Regions from separate parts of the Homo sapiens genome. Here region 2 is linked to region 1. A link is an interaction called in ENCODE POLR2A ChIA-PET data of the cell type or tissue named here. Cell type or tissue: PC-9. All regions are shown on one strand. Each heading gives the region's core, and the rest is flanking DNA. Links, peaks and the distances in the headings are about the cores only.

The links. ChIA-PET counts read pairs that join two places held together with the same protein. Peaks named below come from ENCODE experiments on the same cell type or tissue, not always from the same donor. Only the 100,000 strongest peaks of a DNase experiment are listed, where the experiment ranks them.
Region 2: POLR2A ChIA-PET joins it to region 1 with 7 read pairs; 2 of 35 experiments call an interaction of 5 or more read pairs at or near these places.

What each region holds. Positions count from the first base shown.
Region 1 is chr12:95,103,116-95,113,390 of GRCh38, forward strand. FGD6 (FYVE, RhoGEF and PH domain containing 6) reads right to left here. Exons shown (of 21, transcript NM_018351.4): 10 at 5,388-5,446; 11 at 5,233-5,304; 12 at 4,448-4,516; 13 at 3,839-3,922; 14 at 1,892-1,971. Among named protein-coding and RNA genes, the nearest start is that of NR2C1, 35 kb to the left of the region's middle. In PC-9, for the core only: no CTCF peak of the experiment used is centred there; no DNase peak of the experiment used is centred there; H3K27ac peaks cover 2,029 bases.
Region 2 is chr12:95,405,537-95,415,811 of GRCh38, forward strand. It overlaps LOC107984545 (a long non-coding RNA gene), which reads right to left. Exons shown (of 7, transcript XR_001749267.2): 7 at 2,403-2,601. Among named protein-coding and RNA genes, the nearest start is that of METAP2, 63 kb to the right of the region's middle. RefSeq lists an enhancer at 5,916-6,432. In PC-9, for the core only: no CTCF peak of the experiment used is centred there; a DNase peak (open chromatin) is centred at 7,555; H3K27ac peaks cover 445 bases.

The DNA.
Region 1 (10,275 bases), core at 1,533-9,532:
CTTTTCTCAGCATAGAATGGGTATAATAACGACAACTTGCCTTACAGGTTGCTGTGAAGATGAAACGAAGTACTACACATAAAGTCTTTATGATGGTGCCTGGCATACAGTAAGTGTTACAAAAGCGTTTGCTTCTATTTTTATTAGATCAAAGGTTAGGTCTGAGAAGACAGTGTCTCATTATTTAGATTGTGCAGTGGAGCATGCTATGACTATTGGCATCTCTCCCTTCACCAGTCAAACCTTCCCAAATACCCACTTCCGCCACTCAGTCAGTAACTCAGTAATGTATTTTTATGAGTCATAGAGTTTCAGGTTTCCTCAGCACTTGAATTACATTATGGCAACATATTAAGTCACTGCAGGTTCCGGTCTGGGGCAAGGTGGTATCATAAATAATAATGGATTTCTTTTCCCGCCCTCCCTCCATTCTTTCTGAGATGGAGTCTTGCTCTATCACCCAGGCTGGAGTGCAGTGGAGTGATCTCGGTTCACTGCAACCTCCACCACCCAGGTTCAAGTGATTCTCCTGCCTCAGCCTCCCAAGTAGCTGGGATCATAGGCACATGCCACCATGTCTGGCTAATTTTTTTGTATTTTTAGTAGAGATGGGGTTTCACCATGTTGGCCAGGCTGGTCTCAAACTCCTGACCTCAGGTGATCCACCCGCCTTGGCCTCCCAAAGTGCTTGATTACAGGCGTAAGCTACTGCACCCAGCCCATAACAATGGACTTAAAAGCAAAAGACTTCGATTTGCATCCTGGCTGTGTCAAATATGTATCCGTAAGACAGCAACTCCATTTTTCTGTAATTTAGTTTCCTAATTTTTAGAAGGAGATTACACCTACCTCATAGGTTTGTTAGAACCTTTAAGTGACACCTACAAATTTCCTAATAACCTATAAAGCACTAGTTGTTCTTAAAAACAATTTGAAATAGCCACTTAAAAAATGATCAGCAAAGCACTTTCACCATTGTTATTCTATTCAGAAGAACATTTTAATCTCTGTGCTTCTAGCATACTGTTGCCTCTGCTCTCAGCCACTTCCTTGCATGGTAAATCAAGAGTAAAACTGCACGGTATTGGGAAAGAAGAAAAAGAAGAACAAAAAGTCAGTAGCTAACCTAAGTGCAAAAAGTGTTGGCAATATCTTTCCCTGTTATACTCACAAAAATCTATGTTTATGTATTCTTAAAAATAGGCCGGCACAGTGACTCACACCTGTAATCTCAGCACTTTGGGAAGCTAAGGTGGGAAGATTGCATGAGCTCAGGAGTTCAAGATCAGCCTGGGGAACATATGGAGACCCCATCTCTAAAAAAAAAATTTTTTTTTTTGAGACAGAATCTCTCTCTGTCACCTAGGCTGGAGTGCAGTGGTGGGATCTTCGCTCACTGCAACCTCCGCCTCCTGGGTTCAAGCAATTCTCCTGCCTCAGCCTCCTGAGTAGCTGGGACTACAGGTGCCTGCCACCATACTTGGCTAATTTTTGTATTGTTAGTAGAGATGGGGTTTAATCATGTTCATGTTAGCTAGGCTGGTCTCAAACTCCTGACCTCAAGTGATCTGCCCAGCTCAGCCTCCCGAAGTCCTGGTATTACAGGGGTGAGCTACCACACCTGGCATACAAAAAAATATTTTTAAAGTTAGCCGGGTATGGTAGTGCATGCCTGTGGTCCCAGCTACTCAAGAGGCTGAGGTGGGAGAACTGCTTGGGCCATGGAGGTGGAGGCTGCAGTGAGCCGTGATTGTGCCACTGCATTCCAGCCTGGGTGACAGAGTGAGATGCTGTCTCAAAAAAAACCAAAAACCAAAATTTTCCTGACATTCCCTAGCAAGCAGACTCAGAATGAGAAAAAAAAAAAAAAAAAGAAGAAGAAAAAATTTACCTGGCTGAGAGAATGAAGGAACGTTCTACACTTTCAATCTTTAATTCATTCTGATAGGCTTCTTGGGTAGGTTTTCTGACCTGGAAGAAAGCACAACAATTTGAGCCGACTCATCCTACTGAAAACCATATCAATGAGCTGAAGTTGTCCAATGGCCCTGGCTGCTTACATCCACAACCAATCTTCCTATCCAGCTTTCTCTACTGCTGTTCTCCTTCATCTACTCTATGCTTCAGATGAATTGAAAAGCCCACACACCAGCCCACCTTTCCCACCTCCAGGACTTTGCTCACAGTATGCCCTCCACCTGGAATGCCTTTCCCTTACATCTCAGCATGGCCAAATGTGACCTATACTTTAAGGTCCACTGGCTCTTCCTCCTCTTTCTCCTTCTTTCCTAGCTGCTCTCAAAAGCTACAGGCCAGTCCCCACCATGACCATCAAACACTGCAAGTTCTTTATTTTCTGAATTCCCAAAACTGTAATTGTGCCTTTATAGTGATATTTATTACTGTCTACTTTATAGGTATTTACGTGTAGTGTACTGTCTTCCCAACTAGTTGCTAAGTCCCTGGGGGAGGAAAGACAATAAGAATCATGCTTCAACTTATCTTCATATCTTCCACCAAACCCATTACTGTTTTGTTTATAGTAGTTCTCAATAAATATCCTATGAATACATTAATGCATGAGTGAACAAATGACTACATGAATGAATAATCAAATGCATAAACAGGCAGGGCGCAGTGGCTCACGCCTGTAATCTCAGCACTTTGGGATGCGACGGTGGGTGGATCACTTGAGGTCAGGACTTTGAGACCAGCCTGGCCGACATAGTGAAACCCCGTCTCTGTGAAAAATACAAAAATTAGCTGAGCCTGTAGTCCCATCTACTCAAGAGGCTGAGTCAGGAGAATCTCTCAAACTCGGGAGGCAGAGGTTGCAGTGAGCTGAGATCGCACCACTGCACTCTAGCCTGGGTAACAGAGTGAGACTCTGTCACAAAAAAACAAAACAAAACAAAACAAATGCATAAACAGTAACATATATAGACAGAAAAGTAAAGGATATAAGAAAGATGTTTATCTTAGGGAATTTTCTCTAAAATATATATTTGTTGTTGTTATTATTTTTAATAGAGATGGGGGTTTCACTGTGTTGCCCAGGCTGGTCTCTAACTCTTGAGCTCAAGTTATTATCCTGCCTCAGCCTCCCAAAGTGCTGGGACTACAGGTGTGAGCCACTACGCCCAGCCTTTATTTGGGCTTTTTTTTTTTTTTTTGAGAAGGAGTCTCACTCTGTTGCTCCAGCTGGAGTGTAGTCGCGCGAGCTCAGCTCACTGACACCTCCGCCTCCCAGGTTCAAGCGATTCTCCTGCCTCAGCCTCCTGAGTAGCTGGGATTACAGGTGTGCGCCACCACGCCTGGCTAATTTTTGTTTGTTTTTTTTTTGTATTTTTAGTAGAGATGGAGTTTCACTATGTTGGTCAGGCTGATCTCAAACTCCTGACCTTGTGATCCACCGGCCTCAGCCTCCCAAAGTGCTAGGATTATAGGCATGTGAGCCACCACACTGACCTTATTTGGGTTTAAAAACAAATCACCTGGGTGGGCATCATGTCTCACACCTATGTAACCCCAGCACTTTGGGAGGCCAAGGCAGGCTGATCACCTGAGGTCAGGAGTTCGAGACCAGCCTGCCAACATGGTGAAACCCGTCTCTACCGAAAATACAAAAATTAGCCAGGCGTGGTGGTGGGTGCCTGTAGTCCCAGCTACTCAGGAGGCTGAGGCAGAAGAATCACTTGAACCCAGGAGGTGGAGGTTGCAGTCAGCCAAGATTGTACCACTGCACTCCAGCCTGGGTGACAGAATGAGACCCCGTCTCAAACAAAACAAAACAAAACAAAACAAAACAAAAAACAAAACATCTAACAGATGCACACACCTTCATTCCAGCCAGTGAGAGCATGTTGTTCAGTTTATACATCCCAGACTGCACTGGTGTTGTATACAGCAGGGCATCATTAAACTGAAAGTAGAAACATTTCAGGGGAGAAAGTAAAGAAACACATTACTGCCACAAAGATTTTGACAAGATACAAGATTAAAGGATAAATAATACCTCTTTGCTAATAGCTCTCTGAATAAAATACTTATATTCTGCTATATACACTAGAACTACCCAGAATGTTTATTAGAATATAATTTAAAAGGCACTTTCTGGAAAACGTGCTTTATTTCCAAGTTCTGTAACAGATTTAATGTTTTTTGAATTCTAAATCCCACAAAGGTATTAGTCTGCCTAAACAAATGATTAGAACAATTTTCCAAGTTAGAAATGGAATAAATTCCAAAAAGAAATAATCTTCTGGTTATACATCATAACAGACGTTATTTCCCATACTTGAAATGCAATTAAGTGGTACGGCCAGTTCAAGAAGCTGGTGAGGCTGATATTTGAAGGTGCTAAGCTTATCTACCATGTATAAACGTCTCCTTTCCTTAAGCAACTATCCCTACCTCGGCCACATCAGAACTACACAAGTCCTCTTACCAGGAAAAACATTCGAGGTTGCATCACTTTCCGAGACAGCTTCATCAGAATTCCTTCTTTGAGAAAAACCTGATTCACCCAAACAAACACCCATTTAGTCCTACCATCACAACACAACGACAATATAATTTCCTTTTCAACTTTCTTCCCTGAGAATTTTTTTCATGACAGACTGGGGAGCCACAGTTTCCTTGAGATTTTTTACAGTCATAGTTAATTTTAAACCCTTAAATCATTTAGGAATCGGACAAGCAAGCAGGGTTGGATAATTCCAATATTGGCCCCTGGGATACTGTATGGAGGCACATGTAATTGACTGAGCGTGTACTTGATCCTGAAGCATACCCAACATCCTGACAACCGCATTTTGTAATTTTCCCGAATTAATTCCCTAGGCCACTTTTGTGCTATATGAGGAGGATCAAAATACCAATCTCCCCCCTCCCTTCATAATCCTCTCTTACATTAAAGATGTTAAATGAAATTGTCTTCAAAACTGTGTGAGGTCGCTGGCATCACACAAGAAAACGATCCCATTAAATCAGATACTCTGTGGGGTCCCTTGCCGCTCCCCTAATTGAACTGGACTTACTTCATAAATGGGCTTATTCCTAATTGAATTGTCACAGTGACTTACATCATGAATGTTTTGAACGGATAAAGTGATCAAAATTGAATCAATGAAGAGTAACAAAAACAACCTATTTTTATAAAATGATAAACAGATACAGATGGTACCTAAATGCATCGTATTAAGTTTGCGAAAAGCAATGTAAAATGCTTACCCGACCAGGCTGCACAATTTCATGGTGTCCATTTAAGCTGTACTGAATTTGCATAAGTTTCTGAAAGTTGTCCTACAGAAAGACAATGGAAAGCATATGAAGGCCTGGGCTTTCAGGTTCAAGACCACACCAGCCACTGACAACAAGACACTTACTCCTTGCTTCATGGTGTCATTGGCGTGGTTGGCTACCTCTATAACAACAGCAAGGGCATCTGAAATAGGCAGGAACAAAACGTGCATTTAGTAATTACAATGGAAACAAATAGTTTGCAACATTAAGCAATTCCAGGGGACAAGATAGCTAGTTTATAGCAACCAACCTCTGGAGGAGCTTATTGACTGTGAGTAGGCAGAAATATAAGGTTCAATGAAGGCAAAACCAAACCAAACCAAACAACACCACCACCACCAAAAACCTGGCCAAAACAATATATAGGGAAACAATGAGCCAAAAGAAGACTCTAAAGAGACACTGTAGACCATGTTTACTAACAGTATGAATGTCAGGGTTGTTTTGTGCTGTGATTTGATTATCCTATTCAAGTTTACAAAGATAAGGATGGGATTTCACCTGGAAGATAAGGACCAGCCCAGTATAAACTGTCTTGGGAGAAAAGGATCGTGAGGAAAAAGGATCTTGTTATAGGAAATAAAAACTACAAGAAATGACTAAGATCAGGTCTCAGTCTCTTAGTCTGATTCCAAGAGGCATGAATTAGAAATGGGGGAAATGCCACATGGAAGCATCCCAGATCTTAGGAATTTGCAAGTGTCATTTTGTGAGCTGGGTTATTAGCTTCATGGGCCTATCTGTGTTTTATTCTTTTTATTAACCCTTTGCCTTTAGCAAAGTGTTTTTCCATACTCCAGCCTTGTCATCTTTATAACTAGGTCTAAAGGAAAAAGTCTGCATTTTCTCAGCTTTGGGGCTGCAGTTATTCTCAACCCAAGGCCATAGTGCTCCCTTAGGGACATGTGAACCTGTGTAAAGACAATTTTTGCTTGTCACAATGACCAGGAAGATCCACTGGCCTTTGGTGGGTAGGAGGCAGGGATGCCAAACTCCATGCAATACTCCTTAGAAACCCACACAAAGATTATTCAGAACAATATGACAGTAGCATTCCCACTGAGAAAAACTGGTAGAGTGTTAGAGAGGGAAGCATCTCCTCCTGAGGCTGCTGTGGCAGTGACAGTGGTCATCAAAAAAAGGACTATTAAAAAAAAGAGTGGCTGGGCGCGGTGGCTCACGCCTGTAATCCGAACACTTTGGAAGGCTGAGGTGGGCGGATCATTTGAGCTCAGGAGATCGAGACCAGCCTCAGCAATAAGGTAAAACCTTGTTTCCACAAAAAATCCAAAAATTAGCTGGGTGTCGTGGCTCATGTCTGCAGTCCAGCAATTTGGGGCGCTCAGGTGGGAGGATCATTTGAGCCCAGGAGGTCAAGGCTGCAGTGAGCCCAGATCACACCACTGCATTCCAGCCTAGGTGACAGAATGAGGCCCTGTCTCAACAAAACAAAACGAAACAAAAACAACAACAGTAAATCAATTTCTGAAAAGGGGTTGAGGTGTTTTGGTCCAGTTATTGTAATCTATCAAAGGACTGTCTTCCTGGTACCAGCCGTGGAGGCTTCTGTATTCTTTTTTTTTTTCTTGCTCTGTCACCCAGGTTGGAGTGCAGTGGCGCGATCTTGGCTCACTGCAAGCTCCACCTCCCGGGTTCACACCATTCTCCTGCCTCAGCCTCCCAAGTAGCTGGGACTACAGGCACCTGCCACCACGTCCAGCTAATTTTTTGTATTTTTAGTAGAGACGGGGTTTCACCGTGTTAGCCAGGATGGTCTTGATCTCCTGACCTCGTGATCCGCCCGCCTCAGCCTCCCAAAGTGCTGGGATTACAGGTGTGAGCCACCACACCCGGCCTGTATTCTTTCCACATGTATCATCATCACTATTATTAAAGGAAAGCAGGTTTTTCCTTATATAGAGACCCTGACTATATATCAGAATTTTTTTTTTTTTTTGAGACAGTCTTGCTCTGTCTCCCAGGCTGAAGTGCAGTGGCATGATCTTGGCTTACTCAACCTCCGCCTCCCAGATTCAAGCAATTCTCCTGCCTCAGTCTCCTGCATAGCTGACATTACAGGTGCACACCAGTATGCCCAGCTAATTTTTGTATTTTTAGTAGAGACGGGGTTTCGCCATGTTGGCAGGGCTGGTCTCAAACTCCTGACCTCAGGTGATCCACCCGCCGCAGCCTCCCAAAGTGCTGGGATTACAGGTGTGAGCCACGGTACTCAGCCATGTATCAGAATTTACGGTGCCTGGTACCCTTTTCACAGCAGGTTCAAGAGGTTACCGTGGACACATTTCCTGCTTTCTGGCCTGCTGGAATTCCCGGTGGACAGGGGAGAGATGCCTTAAGATTTAATGGATGACAAAGCTGCTGCTGCTACTTGGTCACCTGGTCTCCCAAGCTCTACCTTCCCTACTCCATGCTGTGATTCTACTTTCCCCACGTCATCCCGTTAAGAGGCCCTGATGCCTCTATTCCTTTAACTCTTCTGCCTACCTTTCAAAGTTATTCTTGCCTCACCTTCCCTCACCCTTGAAGTCTCATCCACACTGCTCACCACTCTTTTTTTCCTGAGACAGAGTCTTGCTCTGTCGCCCAGGCTACAGTGCAGTCGCGGGATCTCGGCTTACTACAACCTCCATCTCCCAGGTTCAAGCGATTCTCATGCCTCAGCTACTGAGTACCTGGTATTACAGGCATGCACCCCCATGCCCCACTAATCTTTGTATTTTTAGTAGCAAAGGGTTTTGCCATGTTGCCCAGGCTGGTCTTGAATTCCTGGCCTCAAGTGACCCACCTGCCTCGGCCTCCCAAATTGCTGGGATTATAGGCATGAGCCACCACGCCCGGCCACTGCTCACCATATGATTGCTGTGCCTCTGGCCATACAGTGGGCCTCACTGTTCACTGGTTTTCTCATCTATGTCTTTGCTGTCACATGTAATTTCCTTTAAATAAGCTCCTTAATCTCTGACCCTGAATTTGTTTTATGTGTAAAATGGAGCTAATAACTCACTTTCATTGAAGGCAGAAGCCCAGGACCCAGGACAGATGTTTTCTTTCTATTCTATAAGTTCCATGTATAATTTGTATCCTCACGAGAGGGGCTGCCGTCGGGAATGCTCATTTTTCCTCTCACCCACTCTCCCACTCATCTCCAGTCCTACTTTTTCCTGCAAAGCTTCCCTGCCTCTTTAACCTTCACACTTTTCTCTGTCATCCAAATAATTCTGTCCTGCTCGGTGCACCCTTACTTTGAAGTCATTTGCTTTGTTCTTTATTTGATGGATATTATAAACTTCTTCATCAACTAGATATGATCACTGAAGACAGGAAACTTGTCAGATCCCCAACCACAAGCTTTTCCTTTAAAAAAAACCGCCTTTAAAAGCATAATGTACACAAACAGAAGATGTTAAGAGAAGTAAAATGATTAAAAGAATATATAAGAATCTCTACAAAAAGGGTTAAAAATGTTCACTTTTTACTCTGCAAATGTAAAGGATATACAAGAATGTGATCAGGCCAGGTGTGGTGGCTCATGCCTGTAATCCCAGCACTTTGGGAGACTGAGGCAGGTGGATCGCTTGAGCTCAGGAGTTCGAGACCAGCCTGGGCAAGATAGTGAAACCCTGTCTCTACAAAAAATATAAAAATTAGCAGGGTGTGATGGTATGTGCCTGTAATCCCAACTACTTGGAGGGCTGAGGCAAGAGAATTACTTGAGCCCAGGAGGTTGAGGCTGCAGTGAGCCGTGTTCATGCCACTGCACTCCAGCCTGGGTGACAAAGTAAGACTCTGTCTCAAAAAATTAAAAAAAAAAAATGTGATCAAAATTCATAAAATTAATGGACTTGCTTAACATGTTTCTGCAGTTAGACCCAGGCGTTGCTGGGCATGGTGGCTCACATCTGTAATCCCAGCACTTTGGGAAGCCAAGGTGGGCAGATCACTTGAGGTCAGGAGTTCGAGACCAGCCTGGCCAATATGGTGAAACCCCATCTCTACTAAAAATACAAAAATCAGCCGGGCATGGTGGTACATGCCTGTAGTCCCAGCTACTTGGGGGGCTGAGGCAGGATAATTGCTTGAACCCAGGAGGCAGAGGTTGCAGTGAGCCGATATCGTGCCACTGCACTCCAGCCTGGGTGACAGAGTGAGACTCTGTCTCAAACAAAAAAAGAACAAGGGGTATACCTGTGACATTTGAAAGAGGTTGTTGGGAATAAACAGAAACACCCAAACAGAATTAATCTGTGTGTATGTGTGTGTATCTGCGAGAGAGGGAGGGAGAGAGATTGTGAGGGAGAGAGACACAGGCACACAGACACAGGAACTCCAATTATCCCACTAGCTATGAGTCCCTCATGTTGTAATGGATTGTTTCCCTTAAGTACTACTAGGGCTGAGGGAAGGCTAATATCCTATTGTTAGACAGTGCCAGAATAATATGCTTTTTTAGACTCATCCCTGCTTTGTAGTTTAGTCACTTCATGGACTCATGATTTTGAAGCTTGAGGACCTTGCAGATCTGGTTCAATCCCTGTTTTTGAAAGACAAAGAAATGGACCTCTAGGGAAACTGAATATGGCACGGGCACAGAGTGACTGAGCACAGGAGGGCAAAGATTCCTGACCTCAGCCACCACGCTGGCTTCACAGTCGCAAGAGGCTGGTTCCCATGCAGGGCTGGCCATGGGTCTCCCCTGCCCATATCATCTCACCTATCCCCAGCACTGCTTTACTACTTAACTGGTTCTATGTTAATCTGCTCAAAATGGAGTTTCCAGGAAGGCCTCAAGTCTTTTTTTTTTTTTTTTTTTGAGAAGGAGTCTCGCTCTGTCGCCCAGGCTGGAGTGCAGTGGCGCTATCTCGGCTCACTGCAACCTCCGCCTTCCGGGTTCAAGCAATTCTCCTGCCTCAGCCTCCCAAGAAGCTGGGATTACAGACGTGCACCATCACA
Region 2 (10,275 bases), core at 1,249-9,248, 300 kb after region 1:
AACAATAATAATTCTTATATAGAAAGATGTTAGCTGTCATACATACGTCCTTATTTATTTATTTATTTATTTTTTGAGATGGAGTCTTGCTCTGTCACCCAGGCTGGAGTACAGTGGTGTGATCTCGGCTCACTGCAACCTCCACCTCCCCGGTTCAAGCAATTCTCCTGCCTCAGCCTCCCAAGTAGCTGGAATTACAGGTGTGTGCCACCATGCCCAGCTAATTTTTTGGTATGTTGAGTGGAGACAGGGTTTTACCACATTGGCTAGGCTGGTCTCGAACTCCTGACCTCAGGTGATCCACCTGCCTTGGCCTCCCAAAGTGCCGGGATTACAAGCGTAAGCCACCGCACCCGGCCTATTTTATTTTTTAATCAGCAATTTACAGGCCAGGCACCGTGGCTCATGCCTGTAATCCCAGAACTTTGGGAGACCAAGGCAGGTGGATCACTTGAGGTTAAGAGTTCAAGACCAGCCTGGCCAACATGTTGAAACCCCGTCTCTACTAAAAATACAAAACTAGCTGGGCATGGTGGCACATGCCTGTAATCCCAGTTACTTGGGAGCCTGAGGCAGGAGAAAGGCTTGAACCTGGGAAGTGCAGGTTGCAGTGAGCCGAGATTGCACTATTGCATTCCAGCCTGTGTGACACAGTGAGACTCCATCTCAAAAAAAAAAAAAAAAAATCAGACTGCACACGGTGGCTCACTCCTATAATCCCAGCACTTTGGGAGGCTGAGGTGGGCGGATCATGAGGTCAGGAGTTCGAGATAAGCCTGGCTAACACGGTGAAACCCTGTCTCTACTGAAAATACAAAAATTAGCCGGGTGTGGTGGTGGGCACCTGTAATCCCAGCTACTTGGGAGGCTGAGGCAGGAGAATTGCTAGATTCCGGGAGGCAGAGGTTGCAGTGAGCCAAGATCTCGCCACTGCACTCCAGCCTGGGTGACAGAGCAAGACTCCATCTCGGGGAAAAAAAAAAATCAGCAATTTACAGATAAGGCAATGGGAGGGCCAGAGAGGGTGCCTCTCACTCCCATAGTCTCTGAGCGTGATAACGGTAGCGCCAGACCAGCACACAGGCTTCATGATTTTCAGCAGCATGTTCTTCCCATCCATGCGTATTTCTGCACCCTCATTTTAATCCTAAATTCTTTGAAGCCAATCTGTGAATAATAACAAGGGAGTCTGGTTAGACTGGTCCTGTTAATGGCTAGAGTGCTGGAAACCAAAGCTGTGCATTGTGACCTAGTATTTCTCAATGAGCTCGTTCCAGCATAGAGCAGGAGGATCAGTTGTCCTGACAACATCTGTGGATAGGTAGGGGTAAAGAGGGGCTGAGGATGATTACAGATATGCGAACAATTTCACAAAACCTACCTGTACCGACCTCTCCAAAACTGTCTGCAATGGACTCTTGAGGCCTTTTTCATTTTGGATTTGTAGGAGCTGATTATAAAAGTTCTCTTCTTTCTTAGCTAGATTCTCTAGATGCTAAATCCCCATGGCATTCTCTCTAAGCAGGAAAATAAACCAAGGACAACTTGTTTCTCAGAATCACCTGAGCCCTCAGGCACTTCACACAAATATCAGCTACATGGCTGGGTGCAGTGGCTCACACTTGTAATCCCAACATTTTGGGAGGCTGAGGCAGAAGGATCACTTGAGGCCAGCAGTTTGACAGCAGCCTGAGCAATATAGTGAGACACTGTCTCTATTTTAATGTAATATTAAAACATTGTTTAAAAAATTAGAATTAACAAACAAACAAAAACGTGCAAAAAAATATATGCACGATGACCAGAGCTTCCCTTAAAAAGAAGGAAGCTTGGGCTGAGTGCAGTGGCTCACGCCTTTAATCCCAGCACTCTGGGAGGCCGAGGCAGGAGGATCAATTGAGGCCAGGAGTTTGAGACCAGCCTGGACAACATGGTAAAACCCTGTCTGTACAAAATATACAAAAATTAGCCGGGCATGGTGGCATGTGCCTGTAATCCCAGCTACTCAGGAGGCTGAGATGGGAGGATGGCTTGAGCCTGGGAGGCTGAGGCTGCAGTGAACCAAGATTGTGCCATTGCATTCCAGCCTAGGCAACAGAGCAGGATCCTGTGGGGAAAAAAAATAAAAATAAAAAAAGAAGGTTGTAAAGTGAGGAACTTGCCCCAACTTCTTTTTTGGGTTGATTTCTCTTGCCCCCAGATTGTGGGGATGTGGACCATTGGTAAAAAGGGATTAACAAACTCAAGGTCTGAGACCTCTTTTCCCAATCCTTCCTGGGTTTTTTCTGCTGAAATGGAAACCCCCAGCTGTCAGCCCCTTCCATCACGACCTGCCCCCTTCATCCTCCTTCCCGCCTGGGATTTTCACAAGGATATTAGGTCAGAGAGGAGCCATCCACCAGAGCGTAATGGAATTTTTTCATGTTGGGGTCAGCCTTTTTGACAATTGGCATCTGAGGCTTCTTCTCCAGCAGCTCCAGCCAGAAACTCTGTGAGCACTGCTGATCCCTGCTCTCCTCCACGCCTTCCAGGTCCTCATAGCGGCGCCGGATAAGTTGTTTGTTGACGCCCTCTTTTTTTTGCTTTGCTTCTTCTATTTTGCTGTTCAAAAGAAGAGAATTCAAGACACGGCTTGCTTCTTGGTCTTATCAAGGTCTGCAGGAGGGCCAGGGGCTCTGTTTGAGGCCCCTGGAGCCTCACCTTTACATGGATGTAATAAGCTTCCTTTAAGTCGGAAGAGCTGGATTTCAAGATTCATCCTGAGTCCCTAGCTAGTGTGTATTGAGTGCTTCCAATTTAAACAGTTATTGAGCACCTCCTGTGTGTGCAGCACTGTACCAGAGGCTGTAGGAAATATAAGGAATAGTGCATCGTCCCTGTGCTCACAGGAGCAGCATGGAGCAGTACAGGCTCTAGATAAGAACGAACTGTGAGGCCGGGCGTGGTGTCTCATGCCTGTAATCCCAGCATTTCGGAAGGCTGAGGTGGGTGGATCACTTGAAGCCAGAAGTTTGAGACCAGCCTCGCCAACGTGGTGAAATCCTGTCTTTACTAAAAATAACAACAACAAAAAAAAATTTATCTGGGCATGGTGGCATGCGCCTGTAATCCCAGCTACTCAGGAGGCTGAGGCACAAGAATTGCTTCAAACTTGGGAGGCAGAGGCTGCGTGAGCCGAGATCACACCACTGCACTCCAGCCTGGGCAACAGAGCAAGACTCTGTCTAAAAAAAATAAAAATAAAAAATAAACTAAATGTGAATCCTGACTCTGCCACTTGGCACCACGGGAATGAGGACAGACTACTAAACTCCTCTGAGTCTTGGTTTCTTCATCTGTAAAATGGGGACGCTAATACCTATTGGAAATGTAAGAATTATCTGATTAATGAATACAAACCTCTGCGCATAGACCCCCGCCTTTAGTATGCATCCTACAAATCCTAGTTGTTATGGTTACAATTTGGTGAGGAACCTACACATTTGTTAATAATAACGTGGTAAAGGAAAAAATACCTGTCATTCCTAGGTTTTACACTGAGACCCTGATATGAAGGTAGCATCTTAGAATATTCATGTATCATTCACAAATATTCATTAGGTTTCTTCCACAGGCAAGACTCATAACAAAAGAAGTGCCTGAGTTATACGGCTACGTGGCTACGTGGTAAAGCCAGGATTCAATGTCATGCACACCCCAATTCCAAATTCATTACTAGACCTCCCCGGGCTCTGTATCTGAGGATAAAGCTGATGAAGCAGACCTTCCTAGTTCTTGCCCAGCCCAGCTTTTCAATCCCAACACACATGCACACACGTGCACGTGTGTGTATGCACATACTTATAAACACAACCACAGACACTCCTGTACCCAAGCATGCCAAACAGTAGCTGTTAGCAACATTCCATTAGAAGCCTCAGTCAGGTGCAGTGGCTTACACCTGTAATCCCAACACACTGGGAGGCCGAGGCAGGAGGATTGCTTGAGGCCACGAGTTCAAGACCAGCCTGAGTAGCACGGCAAGACCATGTCTCTAAAAATAATAGTATAATAAAAATTAAAAGGAGAAGCCTCCAGGAGTCAAGCTGGTAAAGCAGAGGTCATGTACTGGAGAGACATGCTTAGCTCTCTTGGACACCAGCATCACCTGTTTAATATCTGCATAGACTGGCTGGCTTGCCTCTACTCCTTGGCCCCAGCACCCAAAGGCAGGCTGCTGGGCTTCTCACTCATTGAAACAGATGTGGGGGCTGGGTGCAGTGGATCACACCTGTAATCCCAGCATTTTGGGAGGCTAAGGCAGGCAGATGACTTGAGGCCAAGAGTTCGAGAGCAGCCTGGCCAACATGGTGAAACCCTGTCTCTACTAAAAATACACAAATTAGCCGGGCATGGTGGTGCACGCCTGTAATCCCAGCTACCTGAGAGGCTGAAGCAGGAGAATCGCTTGAACCCGAGATGGGGAGATTGCAGTGAGCTGAGATCGCACCACTGCCCTCCAGCCTGGGTGACAGAGAGAGACTCCGTCTAAAAACAAAACAAAACAAAACAAAACACAGTGTGGGGATGTAACCGGACAGAATGAAGACCAACCCTTGAGAACAGCCAGAAGTACCAGGACCCTAGTTAGGAGAAGTTAGGAGACTTGGGAGCCTTCTTCTCAAAGAAGTCAGCAGTTTGTGCATTTCCAATGTGGACATAGAGTAAAGCTCAAAACAAACAACTAGATCTCAGCAACAGCGTGAAGACAAATCTCTGAAGCCACCCTTGGAGAGTTCCTTCAGATTCAGAGCAGAGTCCACTGGGAATCCCCAGTAGTTTTCATTTTTAAGGCATGCTTAAAATTTCCTAAAATTGAGCTTACATATGTCAAGGAGGATTTGGAGTGTTGAGGAGAATTGGTCTCTGTGTTTTGTGTGTGTGTGTATACATGTGGCACATTTACTGGATGGGTGTGGGGCTTGGGGAGTGGGAAGAGCTATGCTGAAAGGAAACTTTTTAAAGGATTAAGAATAAGGGCCGGGCGCGGTGGCTCACGCCTGTAATCCCAGCACTTTGGGAGGTCGAGGCGGGTGGATCATGAGGTCAGGAGATCGAGACCATCCTGGCTAACAAGGTGAAAGCCCGTCTCTACTAAAAATACAAAAAATTAGCCGGGCGCGGTGGCGGGCGCCTGTAGTCCCAGCTACTCGGGAGGCTGAGGCAGGAGAATGGCGTGAACCCGGGAAGGGGAGCTTGCAGTGAGCCGAGATTGCGCCACTGCAGTCCGCAGCCCGGCCTGGGCGACAGAGCGAGACTCCGTCTCAAAAAAAAAAAAAAAAAAAAAAAAAAAAAAAGAATAAGTACTTGGAAATAATACAGCTGATTAAGAAAGCAGGGAAAAGTATAATAGCAACACCATTGTTGGGGAAGGAACTAGAGCCAGAAGGGTGGATAAGGGCCAGATCTGCCACTCACTGAGTAGTTGGAAAATAGAAATGCTTGGTTAAAACAACTGCCCCCTCTCCCTTCCCTTTTGTCTCTTCTCTTGCTTCCCTCCTCCTGACTCTCCTTCCTTTCTTTCCCATATTCTCATGAAAATGTATCCCACTGTCAAAAATGAGGTGAGCGGGCAGAATTTTTGAACAATGTGACAAAAGCAAAGCACTTATAGATTGCCACTCTTCCCCACCCCAGAACACACGCATGCCACTCCATTGAAAAGCACCAAAGGCTGGCAGAATGTCAGCCTAACAACACATATTTACAAGCCCAAGCCTAATGACCACTTTCCAAGCCTACACCACAGCCCTTTCATTCAGTGCCTATACGGGATTCTATTTTTCTGACTTTCTACAAATGGACCTTTTGGATTATTCTTAAAAGAAAGCTAAGTACTCTAAAGTATGAGTACCTATAATCATTGGGAGAAAAAAGGCACACTTCCCCTCCCTACTAACAAGGCCAAAAATTCAGATACAAAAGCCCTTGTGCAAAAAAAAAACCCAGGCAAAATCTCTCACATTCTATAAATGCCACATTAATCAAATACGTTGAGTAGGCAGCTGTAATTTGGGAAAGTTCCCCATTACCTTTTTAAAAGCAGTGCTTCCTTTTCTAATCCCTTTAACATGCCCTAGACAAAGAGTCTTTTAGTCATTGTGTCAAGGCCAATCAGCCTGGCGTGCCAACAAAGACGGCCTTTTCTCTGCCTTTTCTCAAGGTTGACAGTGGTAGTTGTCCTGCTTTCCTCTTGCCTGAGGGCCAGAAGTTGATCCCTGGATTCTCCAACAGGTGACAATTATCACCAAGTTTATTCATTTGTCAAAGGTACCCTAATACTTGCACAAAATGGTTTCTTGGAAGTTTCAGGCAGCTGGTCATTCCCAGGGAAAGCCATTTTCAGGTCTTACGGAACAGTCATTCTCTAACTCACAAGTTACCCAATTGTTCTAGCCCTCTAAGACAGAGGCTGGAATAAAAGGGAACTACATCTCAAAAAGGAACTATATCTCAAATCTCAAACTACATCTCAAAGCCAATCTTTATCTCAGATTGGCTCTAATCTAATAGTAAGCTAAATTCAATATGGTAGGGGCACTCGTTGAATGTAAGAGCTGAAGGATGCTTGGAGAATATCTAATCCCATTTTACAGATGAGGGAGCCAAATGCAGAAAAGGGAACAATAATTGCAACATAATAGTTAACTGCTTATCAAACATTTGCTATACTCTAGAGACTGTGCTAAGGTATTTAGCTTATGATTTCATTTAATGCTTTCAATAACCCTATGAGGCAGATTCTATTAGGATTCCCATTTTACACGAGGAAAGTAGAGCTTTGAGAAGCTAAATGTCTCAAATCCCATGATTGGCAAATGAGAGTCATGTGGACTCCAGAGCCTGGGTTCTAAACCTTTATGCTATATTGACTCTTATATCCCTGGTCGCACACCTAAAGAATAGTAGGATCAGGATTAGAAGCAAGCCCAGAATTCCCCTGCTTTGCACCGCCATGCTGCAACAGTGAATATGACTAAAATCAGAGAACTTGAGTGTCATCAATTACAGACCAGAGATCTGATTCAGCACCAGACAGAAGGTCCACATAGACCCTTCCTGGGGAATGAGCTCTGCTTTCAGAAGTACCTTGGGAACTGGTCTGGGATAGTTTCACTATGTTTGTCAGACCAGACTTCTTGTGATAAATCCACAGAGTCTATCCCAGGGTAGACTTGCCCCTGGAGTTAGAGAAGCTTCTGTCTTTTTTCCTGCCCTTAATCTCCCTGGGCCTGACTTAATAGTAAAGTTCTATAATGTTCCATGTTGAGCAAACATAGAAATTTGGTAGGGTAACTAGGCTGAAAGTTCTGATTTGCCTAAAATTGCAATTCATCCAGCAAGTATTAATTTAATCTCCATGGTATTTCTAATGCCAGTAACCTGGGGATGTTAAGATTTTGCTGCTTTTCTTACAGAAATGTTTCATCATACACATAAAATTACATGTGCTGTTTTTAAAGCTTGGAGTCTACGCATGACAGATCCCTTGGGAATGAATTCTAGCAACTTCAGCAAATCTCATTAAAAAACCACTGCCGTGAGAGTTTGTTATTATGGGTCATGTATAATGGCCTCTTACTCATCCCTGCTGCTGTGTGCCAGCTAAACTCTCCTCCTCTATCATCATCTCTGTCAAGCCATCTCTTCTTGGTTCTAAACCCACTTGTTTCAAGAAAGCTCCTCTGGGCCGGGCACAGTGCCTCATGCCTGTAATCCCAGCACTTTGGGAGGGTGAGGGGGGTGGATCACTTGAGGTCAGGAGTTCAAGACCAGCCTGGCCAACATGGTGAAACCCTGTCTCTACTAAAAATACAAAAATTAGCTGGGCATGGTGGTGCATGCCTATAATCCCAGCTACTTGGGAGACTGAGGCAGGAGAATTGCTTGAACCTGGGAGGGGGACGTCGCAGTGAGCGAAGATCATGCCACTGCACTCCAGCCTGGGTGACAGAGCGAGACTCCGTCTCAAAAAAAAAAAAAAAAAAAAGAAACAACCTCTGATGGTATTACGTTATTATTTTTAAAATACCTTTTACTTGCTTAGTGCTTTAGTGTCTACAAAACATGTTTATGTATATTGTGTTGATTTCAGCTTTATAACCCGCAGTACTAAACAGAGACATGTTATTTTCCCTAACTGACTGAAGACATTGAGGTTCAGGGAGTCCAAGTAACTTACACAAGATCCCGCACCCATTGACTAAGGAACCTGAGTGTTCTGACCTCAACTGGGGTTTTACATTCTTTCAAATAAAAAAAATGCTTCATTATTCAGAACAGTTTTAGGTTCATAGCAAAATAAAGCAGAAAACACACACACTTCCTGTACACTCCCTGCAAGTTTGGTTTTCTTTCCATTAAAATATGCTACCTACTCCTAAAGGGCTAGGATTACAGGTGTGAGCCACTGTGCCCAGCCAGAAATTTCTTAAAAGATCAAGAAATACAAAGTTAAATCTCTCTAATTATTAAAGAAATAGACACTTAAAAGAGTATTTTTTGCCTACCAATTTTGCAAAGTTGAACAAGCATGTTAATTCTGTTCAGTGCTAAGGATGCTGTGATGGAGCTGCACGCGGTGGCTCATGCCTGTCATCTCAGTATTTTGGGAGGCTGAAGCAGGAGGATGGCCTAAGGCCAGGAGTTCGAGACCAGCGTGGGCAACAGAGCAAGACTGCATTTCTTAAAAAAAAAAAAAAAAAAAAAGAATGCTGCAATGGGATCTCTCATACTTTGCTATGAAAAGTTAGCTGGCATTTTTGTTTGAAAAGCGATTTTGTGGTACATCTCTAGAGCCTTAAAAATGTTCATATCCTTTAACAAAATTTCACTTTGAGAAATCTAGCTTTAGGAAGGACCCAAAGAAACAAAAAAAATGTAGGATAGTTGTACAAACATAAATGTTCAATAATAGGAGAATGGTTCAAAAAAATCATAGACCATCCATGCAATGGAATTCAAAGCAGCCATTCAAAATCTTTTTTCTGAAGAACTTAATATCACAGGAAAATGCTAATGATCAAGTGAAAGAATAAAAAAGCAGGACAAAAATGTTATTCAAAAAATAAGTATATTATATATATATATATATACACACACACACACAAATACATAGTATATATTCACTATATGTATGCGTGGGGTGTGTGTGTATGTATATTGGAGAAAAGTTTGGAAGAAAATATGCCAAAATGTTGAAACGGTATTCTCTTGGTGATAATATTGTGTGATTTTAATTTCTTTCTGACACCTTTCTAAATTTTTGAAAAATTTAAATACCAAGCATCTTTATGTTTAAAATACACCCTGAAAAGCGATAAGTGGTTTTTTTCACACCAGATGCTAGGTGAAGAACTGGAGTAGAAACAATTCATGGTGAAAAATGGGCCGGGCAAAGTGGCTCACACCTGTAATCCCAACACCCTGGGAGGCCAAGGCAGGAAGATCACTTGAGCCCAGGAGTTTGTGACCAGCCTGGGCAACATAGCAAGACCCTATCTCTATAAAAAATTTTAAAATTAACTGGGTGTAATGGCACACACCTGTAGTCCCAGCTACCCAGGAGGCTGAGGCAGGAGGATCACTAGAGCCCAGTAGTTTTAGATGACAGTAAGCCATGCTGTGCCACTGCACTCCAGCCTGGGGGACAGAGCAGGACTCTGTTTCTAAAAATAATAACATAAATAAAAAAGAAAAATAAATAAATGGACTTAGGAGTCACATAAAGCTGGGTTTTACCTCTGGCTCTGCCTTTTTCTAGCTGTATCACTGTGAACAAATGGCCACACTTTATGGTACATCGGTACCATCTGTAAAGTGGGGTCATCATACCTGTCTCATGGGGTTTTTGTGAGGAGTATACATGACCTATTTAAAGCATCAGGTCTGCTGTCTAGCACAGACTAGATATTTTGTCAGTGGTTTCTATTGTTACCTCCTGATTATTTGATTTGTCCTCTGTTGATTGTTAGCTTGCTGAAATGCTTAGTTTCCCATTCTAGGAGATAAGTTCCTTGAATATAGGGACTGGATTTATGTTTTCTTAGAACGGTGCTTTGCCTACAACTGACTTTTCTTTCCCTGGCTTCCTCTTTTCTTCCTTCCCTCCTCCCCACTACTTTCCTTTTTTGTTTGTTTTTACTCCCCACTATTTTCACATATAATCCTGTACCAGTCACCTAACAAGGCTGATGCACTGATAAGTTCATGTGCCATATAGTGAATTTCCCATAA